Regions from separate parts of the Homo sapiens genome. Here all the other regions are linked to region 3. The links are chromatin contacts, found by Hi-C or POLR2A ChIA-PET in ENCODE. All regions are on one chromosome and are shown on one strand. Each heading gives the region's core, a stretch centred on a gene start or an enhancer-like site at or near the end of the contact. The rest is flanking DNA. Distances are from core to core; before and after follow the strand shown. Region 1 holds the start of GHET1 (gastric carcinoma proliferation enhancing transcript 1). Region 2 has its middle 25 kb from the start of ZNF786. Region 3 overlaps CUL1 (cullin 1). Region 4 holds the start of ZNF425 (zinc finger protein 425).

Evidence for each region. Hi-C counts contacts between places; a loop is a spot of excess contacts on that map. ChIA-PET counts read pairs that join two places held with the same protein, here RNA polymerase II (POLR2A). Pooled maps may share reads with other maps.
Region 1: a pooled map shows a loop between it and region 3 (2.7-fold over the local background). The contact joins the promoter of GHET1 here to the enhancer-like site in region 3. A Hi-C loop is called at or near these places in 1 of 168 maps with a recorded cell type or tissue (endothelial cell of hepatic sinusoid), 1 of 37 single-sample maps with no recorded cell type and 9 of 50 pooled maps. POLR2A ChIA-PET finds 5 or more read pairs at or near these places in 7 of 52 experiments (B cell, H1, Panc1 and 4 more).
Region 2: a loop to region 3 is called in a map of CD8-positive, alpha-beta T cell, with 7 times the contacts of the local background. The contact joins two enhancer-like sites. A Hi-C loop is called at or near these places in 1 of 168 maps with a recorded cell type or tissue (CD8-positive, alpha-beta T cell) and 2 of 37 single-sample maps with no recorded cell type. POLR2A ChIA-PET finds 5 or more read pairs at or near these places in 4 of 52 experiments (GM10248, activated CD4-positive, alpha-beta T cell, activated T-cell and 1 more).
Region 4: a loop to region 3 is called in a map with no recorded cell type, with 2.5 times the contacts of the local background. The contact joins the promoter of ZNF425 here to the enhancer-like site in region 3. A Hi-C loop is called at or near these places in 1 of 168 maps with a recorded cell type or tissue (sigmoid colon), 3 of 37 single-sample maps with no recorded cell type and 5 of 50 pooled maps. POLR2A ChIA-PET finds 5 or more read pairs at or near these places in 4 of 52 experiments (A673, CD4-positive, alpha-beta T cell, GM12878 and 1 more).

The regions. Positions count from the first base shown.
Region 1 is chr7:148,986,204-148,988,903 of GRCh38, reverse strand. GHET1 (gastric carcinoma proliferation enhancing transcript 1) reads right to left here and starts at 1,377. Exons shown (of 1, transcript NR_130107.1): 1 at 1-1,377. It also overlaps RNY1. RefSeq lists enhancers at 1,031-1,080, 1,401-1,450, 1,018-1,518 and a silencer at 1,661-1,730.
Region 2 is chr7:149,064,561-149,067,260 of GRCh38, reverse strand. No RefSeq gene overlaps it. Among named protein-coding and RNA genes, the nearest start is that of ZNF786, 25 kb to the left of the region's middle. RefSeq lists a silencer at 1,355-1,584 and an enhancer at 1,074-1,956. Within about 2 kb of position 1,325, at least 38 of the 41 ENCODE cell types and tissues checked have a DNase peak (open chromatin) inside an H3K27ac peak, as active enhancers do.
Region 3 is chr7:148,709,996-148,712,695 of GRCh38, reverse strand. The region is part of intron 1 of CUL1 (cullin 1); the gene reads right to left. Among named protein-coding and RNA genes, the nearest start is that of CUL1, 12 kb to the right of the region's middle. Within about 2 kb of position 1,340, at least 2 of the 41 ENCODE cell types and tissues checked have a DNase peak (open chromatin) inside an H3K27ac peak, as active enhancers do; they include B cell, where a contact is called at or near this core.
Region 4 is chr7:149,125,047-149,127,746 of GRCh38, reverse strand. ZNF425 (zinc finger protein 425) reads left to right here and starts at 1,423. Exons shown (of 4, transcript NM_001001661.3): 1 at 1,423-1,551. The coding sequence starts at 1,534. It also overlaps the pseudogene RN7SL521P and a transcript of ZNF398 not described here. RefSeq lists enhancers at 444-493, 1,157-1,708, 1,709-2,260, 2,508-2,700 and silencers at 654-1,093, 1,825-1,998.

The sequences.
Region 1 (2,700 bases), core at 128-2,627, 280 kb before region 3:
ATAATGTGGCTGCAGCCCGTGCTGTTCATCTCTAATGCCTGCCGGATTCTCACTGCATATCATGACACCTATTGGGGCATCAGTCAATTTGATTAGTCAGCTTCAGTGTCTTCATTTGTGGGGTTGTTGGAAACAGATGAGACAGGATCTGGCTGAGAAACAGCCCCAGAAACCTCCTCTCCCAGAATGGCACCAACCCCCCTTCCCTGCCTCTGAGCCTGGCCACTGGGTGGACTTCCAGTCCACATAGTAGACTAGATCACCCCCAGTGCATGCAAAGGCAGAGTGAAAGGTATAAACAACTTAGTCAAATCAAGCTGTACAATGAAAAACAAAAGGAAATAAAACTATTCTGGCGCACACCTTTTTCTTATTAATTTCAAGTTGGCTGCCAATGTTTACCTGCTTTGTTCTTAAAATAATCCATTCTAGAATTTTGCTAGAGAGCAACATCGTTTAGAGATTGTCATTTATGAAACTCTCACTCTCATTTTCCCCTCTTTTGAAATTAGGACAACATCTACCCATGTCTAGTTTTCTGGGGTTATTCATTCTCCTCAATGGCATTCATTCATTCATTCACTCAACACATTTACATAGCACCTGCTGTGTCCCAGATACTGTGCTAGGTACCAGAAGGAGTCAAACATAGTCAATGATTCTGCTTTTCCATTGGCTTGGGGCATCCAGGAACACATTTTCTCAGGCTTGGAGATGTGAACTCCAATGGGCAGCTGCCTGCCCTTCCCCTCCCCTTGCCTGCACCTTTACAGTAAGGTCTACTCGCCGCTGCAGCAGGAAGATCCTCCATTAGGAGTAAAACAGAGCTGTGAATTCGGCTGCCCCAGGAACAGCCCGATCCTTGTTGCTCCAGACACATCCCTACTGTCTTTTTGCTGTTCTTTGCTTTCGGCATGAGTTTCAGGTCTTTCAGAGCTTTGCCTCTGACACTTTCACAGAAATCTTTTCCACCCGCCTTTTCTTAGTCATCTTTACTTCGGACTTCCTGCTTCTGCCTTTTGTCCCTGTAGATTCTGAAGTCCTCAGGAACAATCCAAGATCTTCTGGTGTTTCAGATGCTTCCCCTTCACGTTCCTTAGGTGGTGGTTTCTGTTCTATCAGTTGGGGTTTAAGGAGGAGGCAGGGATCTTGGGCAGTGGGAGAAGCACCTCTGTAGGGAGCTGACTGCCAAGATGGGAAAGTGTCAGCCTCCAGGTAGTGGCGCTTGCTGGGATTTACCGACGCTGGAAGCACAGACTTTATCTGTAGGGCTCACAGTTTCCTCCAGGTCCCACAGAGCTGTCCGGAGGGTCACACAGCAAACAGATAAAGGAGGCCAGCGCAGATTGGGCGGCTCTCTGGTACCTTGCGGTGGCTGAGCCACTCAAGACAAACCGGGGGAAAGACGCCCTGATGACGAAATGCTAATTTTGCATATCTCTTTCCCAGGATGCTTAGCAACACGTCTGATTCTTGTTATTCAGTACGTTTTTCCAGCTATTGATAAATAGATGTGCCAGGGAATTCTTAGAGTATATATATATCATTAATATTGTAAATATAGTCATCAGTAAACTGAAACCAGAATATCACTGTAAGGGGAAAATGAACAAATTTGGGGGCTTTAAATAGTTCAAACAGTAGGAGGACTTATTGGCTGGTCCGAAGGTAGTGAGTTATCTCAATTGATTGTTCACAGTCAGTTACAGATCGAACTCCTTGTTCTACTCTTTCCCCCCTTCTCACTACTGCACTTGACTAGTCTTTTACGAGAGTTTCCACTCTCCTGGCATCCCTCGTTTCTTGTTTTCATCTCAATTTTAAAATGTTGAAAGTCAGCATCATTAAATAAAGCATGGAATACAGGGGGAAAACGAAGTACTATTCTTTTCTTCCAGAAACAAACAGTAAATTTGGGAAAACCCATCACAGACAAGAAGGAAAAAGAAAACAAAAATCAAATAAATAGTAATAGATACTACGGACCAATTATTGGTAAAGATGGTATAGTATGTCCTAAGAGATCAAAGACAGGAAATGGGATGAGGGTGAATAGGGGTTTTTCTTTTTCTTGTACTTTTTCTTTTCTTTTCTTTCTTTTTTTTTTTTTTTTTTTTTTTTTTTGAGACAGGCTGGAGTCTCTGTCACCCAGGCTGGAGTGCAGTGGTGTGATCTCGGCTCACTGCAACCTCCGCCTCGTGGGTCCAAGCGATTATCTTGCCTTAGCCTCCTGAGTAGCTGGGACTATAGGCGCGCGCCACCACGCCTGGCTAATTTTTCTATTTTTGTAAAGACCGAAGTTTCGCCATGTTGGCCAGGCTGGTCTTGAACTCCTAACCTCAAGTGATCCTCCTGCCTCAACCTCCCAAAGTGCTGGGATTACAGGCGTGAGCCACCGCGCACGGCCAGGATTTTTTTAATGTTTTAATATCAGTAGGATTAAGGACTGGTATTTGATGATACAACACTCAATGGACAAAATTAAGAGGCATTTCAAAGTCGACAATCCAGTTAAGTTTTGAAGCTAAGAGATGTGAACATTTTCAGAGAGAAAGTATTTTGGAGGAAGACAAACCAAGTCCAAGAGTTTGAAAATAGAGAAGGCGGAAGAGGGCAGAGTACATTGCGGGATGCTCACCACGTGAGGCACCAGAGCCACTTTCTAATCCTGGTTCAGCCCTTAGGTTCTTATGTAGCCTT
Region 2 (2,700 bases), core at 76-2,575, 350 kb before region 3:
AGTAGCTGGGATTACAGGTATGCGCCACCATGCCTGGCTAATTTTTTGTATTTTTAGTAGAGACGGGGGTTTCACCAGGATGGCCAGGCTGGTCTCGAACTCCTGATCTCGTGATCTGCCCACCTTGGCCTCCCAAAGTGCTGGGATTATAGGTGTGAGCCACTGCACCCGGCCCGCGGTTGGTTTTATGGACAGAAAAAGCTTGGGAAAAGCAGAAACAGAAAACTAAAAGTGGGTTGGTTGTTTCAAAGTTACTTTTTTCTTCTAAAGGTTAAAGCAGAGGGGGTGTCTTCTGGCCGGGCACGGTGGCTCACACTTGTAATCCCAGCACTTTGGGAGGCCGAGGCAGGTGGATTACCTGAGGTCAGGAGTTCAAGACCAGCCTGGCCAACATGGTGAAACCCCCGTCTCTACTAAAAATACAAGAATTAGCCGGGCGTGGTGACACACCCCTGTAATCCCAGTTACTTGGGAGGCTGAGGCAGGAGAAGTGCTTGAGCCCGGGAAGCAGAGGTTGCAGTGAGCCAAGATTGTGCCACTTCACTCCAGCCTGGCCGACAGAGTGAGACTCTGTCTCAAAAAAAAAAAAAAAAAAAAAAAGCAGAGGGGTCTTCCTTATGCTGGCCTGTTTGGTGATGTGGCACTTTTGCATGAGTAACTCCATCTTGGTGTGGTCTCTTGGAGCCTAGTGCTGGAGCTGAGTCCGAACCAATGGACTCCTATTATTTTATTTAATAACAGTTTCTTTTTTCTTTTTTTTTTTTTTTGAGACGGAATCTTGCTCTGTTGCTCAGGCTGGAGTGCAGTGGTGCGATCTCGGCTCACTGCAATCTTCACCTCCTGGGTTCAAGTGATTCTCCCGCCTCAGCCACCCGAGTAGCTGGGACTACAGGCGCGTGCCACCACGCCCGGCTAATTTTTGTATTTTTAGTAGAGACGGGGTTTCACCATGTTGGCCAGGCTGGTCTCAAACTCCTGACCTCAGGTGATCCGCCCGCCTCAGCCTCCTAAAGTGCTGGGATTATAGGCATGAGCCACCGCGCCCGGCCGATAACACAGTTTCATTGTGAAGACAGGCGGCTTGTAGTAGCAAAAATTGAAACCGAAAATGGCGACGTTACACATTCTCCAAATCCCTACTAATTTACATACCTATCAATTTCAGAGGCAATCTCGTGTAACCCTAAAGGAGGTTATCTCTGGAGAGCTTGGAGCAGCTCCAATTCAAGTTCAGAGATCCAGGGAGCCCAGAATGCACAGCGCCGCGGGGGTGCCTCCCGCCAGAAGGCGGCGCTGTGGGATCCCAGCCCGAGCCGTGTCCAGGCACAGGAAAGGCAGAGCGTTCTCAGCATGCCCTGCCTGTGCCCTGGGCAACGGCCGCCGCCGAGCGAGATCCCGGGGTCGCGCAGGGTGGGGCTGGGGCTGAAGGGCGCAGGCCCCGCGTACGGGGGCCGCCCCTGCTTTTCCTCCGCGAGACCAGAGCTTAGACTACGGCAGGACTAGTCCCTGGGGTTCCCCTTCGGGTGTCAGACCCTCTCTGGGCGGTCGCGGGAGGGCTCGGGCTCGCAGGATCTGCAGGTGTTGGGGCTGGGGCAGTGGGGAGTGGTCCGTGGGCCCAAGAGGACGAAGCGGAGTCGGGCGGTTCCGGCTGGGAGGAGGCGCCTCCCCGGGGCTGCCCTGACCTAGTAAAATCTGTGGGGAAGCCCTGGCCGGGGAGCCTTCCCCCAGCTCGCTCCCTGGGGCCTGGACAAAAGGCCGGGAAGGAAACGCAGCCCTGGGCTCTGCGGTCTTTGGAACAGAGACTGCGACTTTTCATCTTCGTTTCCCACCTAGTGTGGGGCCCCCGTGGGTGCTGTACAAATGCTGTGGAATCAAAGAATCAGTGGAGGAGTCCCGCACGCACCCATTGATTTTACTCAGTCCAGAGTTTCCGGAGAGTGCCTGCTTCCCTAAGCGCAGCTTGTGGGCGGAGACTCTGCTGGATGAGGTGCAGATTGGGAGAAAGAACAGGAAATTACGGGTGAGAAAAGAAAAGGATTCCCATAAAGGGCACATGTGAAAGTACAATGCTGAATTGCAATATTAGGCACTTCCATTTTCTTTTTATTTATTTATTTAAGACGGAGTCTCGCTCTGTCACCCAGGCTGGAGTGCAGTGGTGCCATGTCAGCCGACTGCAACCTCCGCCTCCCGGGTTCAAGCGATTCTCGTGCCTCAGCTTCCCAAGCAGCTGGGATTACAGGCGTGCGCCACCACGCCCGGCTAGTGTGTGTGTGTGTGTGTGTGTGTGTGTGTGTGTAGCTGGGATTACAGGCGTGCGCCACCCCCCCCCCCCCCCGGCGAGTGTGTGTGTGTGTGAGTGAGACGGAGTATCACTCAGTTGCCCAGGCTGGAGTGCAGTGGCGCGATCTCGGCTCACTGCAACCTCCGCCTCTCAGGTTCAAGTGATTCTCCTGCCTCAGCCTCCTGAGTTGCTGGGACTACAGGCACGCACCACCATGTCCGGCTAAGCTTTGTATTTTTAGTAGAGACTGAGTTTCACCATATTGGCCAGGCTGGTCTCGAACTCCTGACCACGTGCCCGCCTGCCTTGGCCTCCCAAAGTGCTGGGATTACAGGCGTGGTATTATTAATGTTAATGGTGTTGCGTCTCTGGGGTAGTGACTGCCTAGTCAAGCTTCTATTCTGTTTTCTAATTAC
Region 3 (2,700 bases), core at 91-2,590:
ATGAGGAATAAGTGAGTTACGAAAATAAAATGCTTAGCAGAGTCCTTGACACACGGTAAGCATTTGCTACTATTCATGTTAACACTACTATAAAGGGTTTCTAATATCTATGCAATTCCTAAGATAGTATTTAAATGTTAAACCACCCATGCTTATTTTTGAAGTCAAAATGAAGTAAATTAACGTTACCTGAAAACTCCACAATACCTTTGATAACTGATGACACCAGAGGTGGCACTTCTCTAAAATTCCCACCAAAATGTAACTTTCAGCACAGGGTGGAGGAATCCTTTGTATCGGGACAGACCTGGGGATCCAGCCTAAGCTGTGACAGAGTTAAATTTTCCTTGAAATATCACTCTATCTTAAAATTCACATGAATCTTTCATTCTACCATGAAATACATGTTTAACAGAATACTTTAAAACACCAGCTCCACAGGACTTCCTAGCTCTCTTGCTAGTGAATGAATGGGATGCTGTTGTATGAAACCCACTGACTTTGGAAAAGCCGCTACTGGAGAGCTTTCACTGCACATCAGCATCCAAAAAGTTTCTCTTCTGTCTTGGCACCACTGTATTTTCAGAACCCAGCTTAACACAAATACAAAGATACAAACAGCAAGCCATTCTGCCCTCCTTTTAGAGGGCCTGTGGAAGTGGTGCCCCAGGGAAACATCCTCAGGCCACTAAGCGTGGAAGGCCAGATGTGCACCTCCTGGCAGGTCTCTCCCTCTCCCAGTGAGGTGTGCACGTGAGGTCCACTTCCGTAAAGGATGCCCTTAGTCAACCACAAACGCTATTAACTCCCATTTAGATGAACAATCTCAATTCACAGTTCCCACAATCCTCTTCAACTAATTTCCAAATTTCCCTCATGTGTGGTGAACCGTTTGCCCTGCAGTTGATTGTGGGGCCTTGAATAAGTATCTGCTCAATAAGCAGATTTTGGAAGCTAGTGTATCACTAAGTGAACATGAATCTATTCATCAATAAGACACCCCTTTCTATTATTTTTCTTTCGACTAAGATAATTTAACCCTGAGTCGAAAACTCTGATCAGTAATTTTCCCTAGCTGAGCAAACTTTCAAATACACTTCCCGTTTCACTACAAACTGGTTCAAAAGGAGAAACGGCGCTACCGTGCTCTTTATTTGATTTAGGGCTTTTATGTTTTTTGTTTTAAAGACAATTTACCACTTTAACCGCTCTCCTGAAGGAACTGGGCACAGTTAAGCGACACCTCTTTCTGGTAAGATGCTCCTGACACATGTCCCCCGTGGTCCCTGAACCACTCAAGGCTCACAGTGAGTGATGTCACCCACCGCACCTGTGGTTCCACCTGTCAGATTTGCACCCCCATTCTCTGCACATATGTTCAATGCTGCATTTGCTAAAAAGCATCTTGCTGAAAATTTCCTTACTAGCTATTACAACATCAAGTACTAAGAACTTTTTAGTATTTTCCGAAATTATGGACACTGGGGAGAGAGTATGAGGAGAAACATATATGCACAGAAGTGTACATTTAAATCAGTCAAGAATAAATAATTTGGAAAAACAGTTTCTCAATGATTTGAGTATGTCTTCTGAGCTCACAAAAATCTGTAACTCGATGACAACATTCAATAAGAAGCAGGGTTCTTTTGGGAAGGGGACTTTTTAAATTTTGCTTCCCACTCTGTCTCAAAACAATCTGGCCATACCTATAATAAAGGAGAAAATGTGGGCTGGGCACGATGGCTCCTGCCTGTAATCTCAGTACTTTGGGAGGCCGAGGCGGGCAGATCACCTGAGGTCAGGAGTTCGAGACCAGCCTGACCAACATGGTGAAACCCGTCCCTACTAAAAACACACAAAAAAAATTAGCCGGGCATGGTGGTGGGCGCCTTTAATCCTAGCTACTTGGGAGGCTGACGCAGGAGAATTGCTTGAAAACCAACCAGAAGGCGGGGGTTGCAGTGAGCTGAGATCGTGCCATTGCACTCCAGCCTAGGAGACAACAGCGAAACCCCAACCAAAAAAAAAAAAGGAGAAAATGTGGTAAAACCTGTAGCATCAGCTTCACTTATGATTCCGAAACAGCAGTAAGCCTCTAGACATTTACATTTGCTCGTATTTTTTCTGAGACGGAGTCTCGCTCTGTCCGCCCAGGCTGGAATGTAGTGGCGTGATCTCGGCTCGCCACAACCTCCGCCTCCCGGGTTCAAGCGATTCTCCTGCCTCAGCCTCCTGAGTAGCTGGGATTACAGGCATGCACCACCATGCCTGGCTAATTTTGTATTTTTAGTAGAGACGGGGTTTCTACATGTTGGTCAGGCTGGTCTCGAACTCCTGACCTCAGGTGATCCGCTCGCCTTGGCCTCCCAAAGTGCTGGGATTACAGGCGTACCGCGCCCGGCCCACTGGTATTTTTTATAGTAATGCCCCTAGTCAAGATGCACCTTTCTTTGTAGTTACAAAATTTTCTAGTCAATTTCCCTCATGGTCTGTACAATTTGTATTTATTTGTCACCCTAAGAGTGGTGGGTTTTGGAGGTTATTGCTAAGGGGCAGAGACACAAAAGCATCAACAATAACTTAAACCCATATTTTACTTATTTATTTTTGACACAGGGTTTCACTCTGTCACTCAGGCTGGAGTGAAATGGTGCCACCTCGGCTCACTGCAACATCTCCCTCCCTCTAGGGCTCAAGCGA
Region 4 (2,700 bases), core at 174-2,673, 410 kb before region 3:
TTTTTTTGTTTGTTTGTTTTTGGTTTTTTTGAGATGGAGTCTCCCTCTGTCGCCCAGGCTGGAGTGCAGTGGCGCGATCTCGGCTCACTGCAAGCTCCGCCTCCCGGGTTCACGCCACTCTCCCGACTCAGCCTCCCTAGGAGCTGGGACTACAGGCGCCCGCCACAACGCTCGGCTATTTTTTTTTTTTTTTTTTTTGTATTTTTAGTAGAGACGGGGTTTCGCCGTTAGCCAGGATGGTCTCGCTCTCCTGACCTCGTGATCCGCCCGCCTCCGCCTCCCAAAGTGCTGGGATTACAGGCGTGAGGCACCGCGCCCATCCGAAACGTTAGTTTTAATGTAAGGTTTTTTTTTTTTAACCCTTTAATCAGTAAGGTGCATCTACATTTCACGATTCCGGGACAAATACAGATGTGCACACGCTCCTCAGCCTATGCAGGGACTACTTTCTCATGGACATCCTTTCTAACTACACACTTTTCATTTGTTACTTTAGCCTGACACCTAAAACATGACTAGGACAGAATGCGAGGTTGATTTTCTGGGGACAGTCGCCACCCCCTTCCTTGCCCTCTCTCTCCTTTCTGTCTCTCCCTGGTTTCCCCTTCTGCGTCTTCCCACCTCTCCCGTTTTTGCGTCTTCGTGTTTCTCACGCCCTGTGTCATGGCCTCCTCCGTCTTCTCCCGCTCTGTCACAGTCTCCCGCCGGGGGCTAGGGGTGCCCGGCCCGCATCCCTGGGCGACCCTGAGTCCCCGCAGGCGGCCCCGAGGCCGGGGTGGCTTCCGCATGGGGTCTCTGCCCGAGGCCTTTCTCTGCCAAGGAGGGAGTGTGGACGCTCGGGGAGCCCAGAAGGGCGCTGCACCCACGGGGACCGGACGTGGTGGGCGGACCCCTCCTCCGCGTCCCCGACGGGACATGCCCGGGGCCCACACGGCCTCCGCGCCCCCGGCGGGACGGACACCCCGGGCCACCGCGCGCCCCCCACCACCTACCCGGCCTCGCTGGATTCCCGGGACCCCCTCACAAACGAAACCCTCGAGCTCATCCCTGACTTGGGGGCAGCTTTGGAAGGAACAGCACCGGACTCTCACCCTCTCGCTGCCTCTCAGTCCGGGTTTCTGTGGAGCGCGTCTCCCAGTCGCTGTCCCTACTCTCTCCCTGTTCCTGCTCTCTCCATGTTCACCTGCCCCTCCGTTTCCCCTCCCGTCAGCTCCCTCATCTCGTCTTCGACCGCATCCCTCGCATGCAGATCCGGGAGTCCAAGGGTCCCTCAAAGACCGGCGTGCTGCGGCCCGCACGGAGGGTGCCCGGGCCCCTCCTCTGAGGACCGACTCCCTCTGGCGGCGCCGCTCCTCCCGCCCGCAGGGGGCGCTATGGGGCGGAGCGGCTTCCGCTTCCGAGCGCCGAGTCCCAGCATGCACCGCGCCCGGCCGGCTCTGCCTTTGGGGGCCAGCAGGGCTGTACCTGGGAGTTGGGTTGGGGCGGAGCGGAGGGGAGGCCGTGCCAGGCAGGGCCGGTTCGTGCGGAACCGCCATGGCCGAGCCGGCTTCGGTAAGAAGGGCCGGTGGAGGATGCAGGCTCTGTCGAAACTCGGGTCCCTGTCGCAGCTGGATTGGGGTCCGCGTCCAGGGAGTGGGGCGGCCGGGGCCTGGGCCTGGGGGTTGGCAGTGGCCCACGGACTGAGCTCCGGGCTGGGCTGGAGAAGGTGCAGTCTTGCTGCGTGTGCTGTTCTGGAATTGACCTGGGGAAAAGCTGGTCTGGCCGGGCTTGGCCGCGCGCGTCTGTGGCCCCGGCCACTCGGAAGGCTGAGGCGGGAGCAGCGCTTGAGCCCGGGAGCTCTGCGCTGTATATGCGCTAGGTCCGTCGCGCGGTGCCTCTGAGTTCTGCATCTGTGTGGTGACCTCTCGGGAGCGGGGACCACCAGGTTCCCCAGGGAGGGGGAACCGGCCCAGCTCGGAAACCGAGCAGGGCAAAACCCCAGTGCTGATCGTTAGTGGGATCGCGCCTGTGAATAGCCACTGCCCTCCAGCCTGGGCAACAGCCAGACCCCGTCTGTTTAATACATAAATAAAAGTTGGTTTGGGAGAAAGAATCCGGGTGGGAAAGATCTGTTTCTCGGCCTGTTGTAGGCTCAGATCAACAACGCTGTCCCTGCCTTCAGTGTCGGGGCTCTGAACCTCGGGGTCTCTCTGGGGCCCGTGCTCTCCTGCTGAAGGTAGTTTCAGAGAAGCACATCAGTGTTAAGCAGATGAGAAAAAGGAGAAGGAAAGCTGGAACTGAGAGAAATTGGAGACCGCTCCCTCTAGGAAAGGACAGAAAACTTAAAATGAATTGGGTGGTTAGCGTAAATCGAATTTACCGTAAATGCTGTAGTATTGTAATGTAGTATTGAAAATTTGAGCACCGGTTTTAGAGTTTGAAAGGCGTATCCTGAGGCTTAATCCAAGAAACCCTGTTACATTCAGTTAAGTATAACTTGCTTAAGTGTGCAAGTTTTTCTTGTGCCCCCAATGAAATTTTATAATCTTAGGAATGTAATGCTCCTTATTTGCATTTGATTCTTCCCTTTTGCTTCCCACTCCTTTTCCCCACCCTCCTTTGGCAGGTACAGATTCTTTTCTGATTTCTCCAAGCTTTGTTTCTACAGCCAGGCTTTCTTTTTTTCTCTCCTCTTTAAGTGATTGGGAATCTCCTGGAATA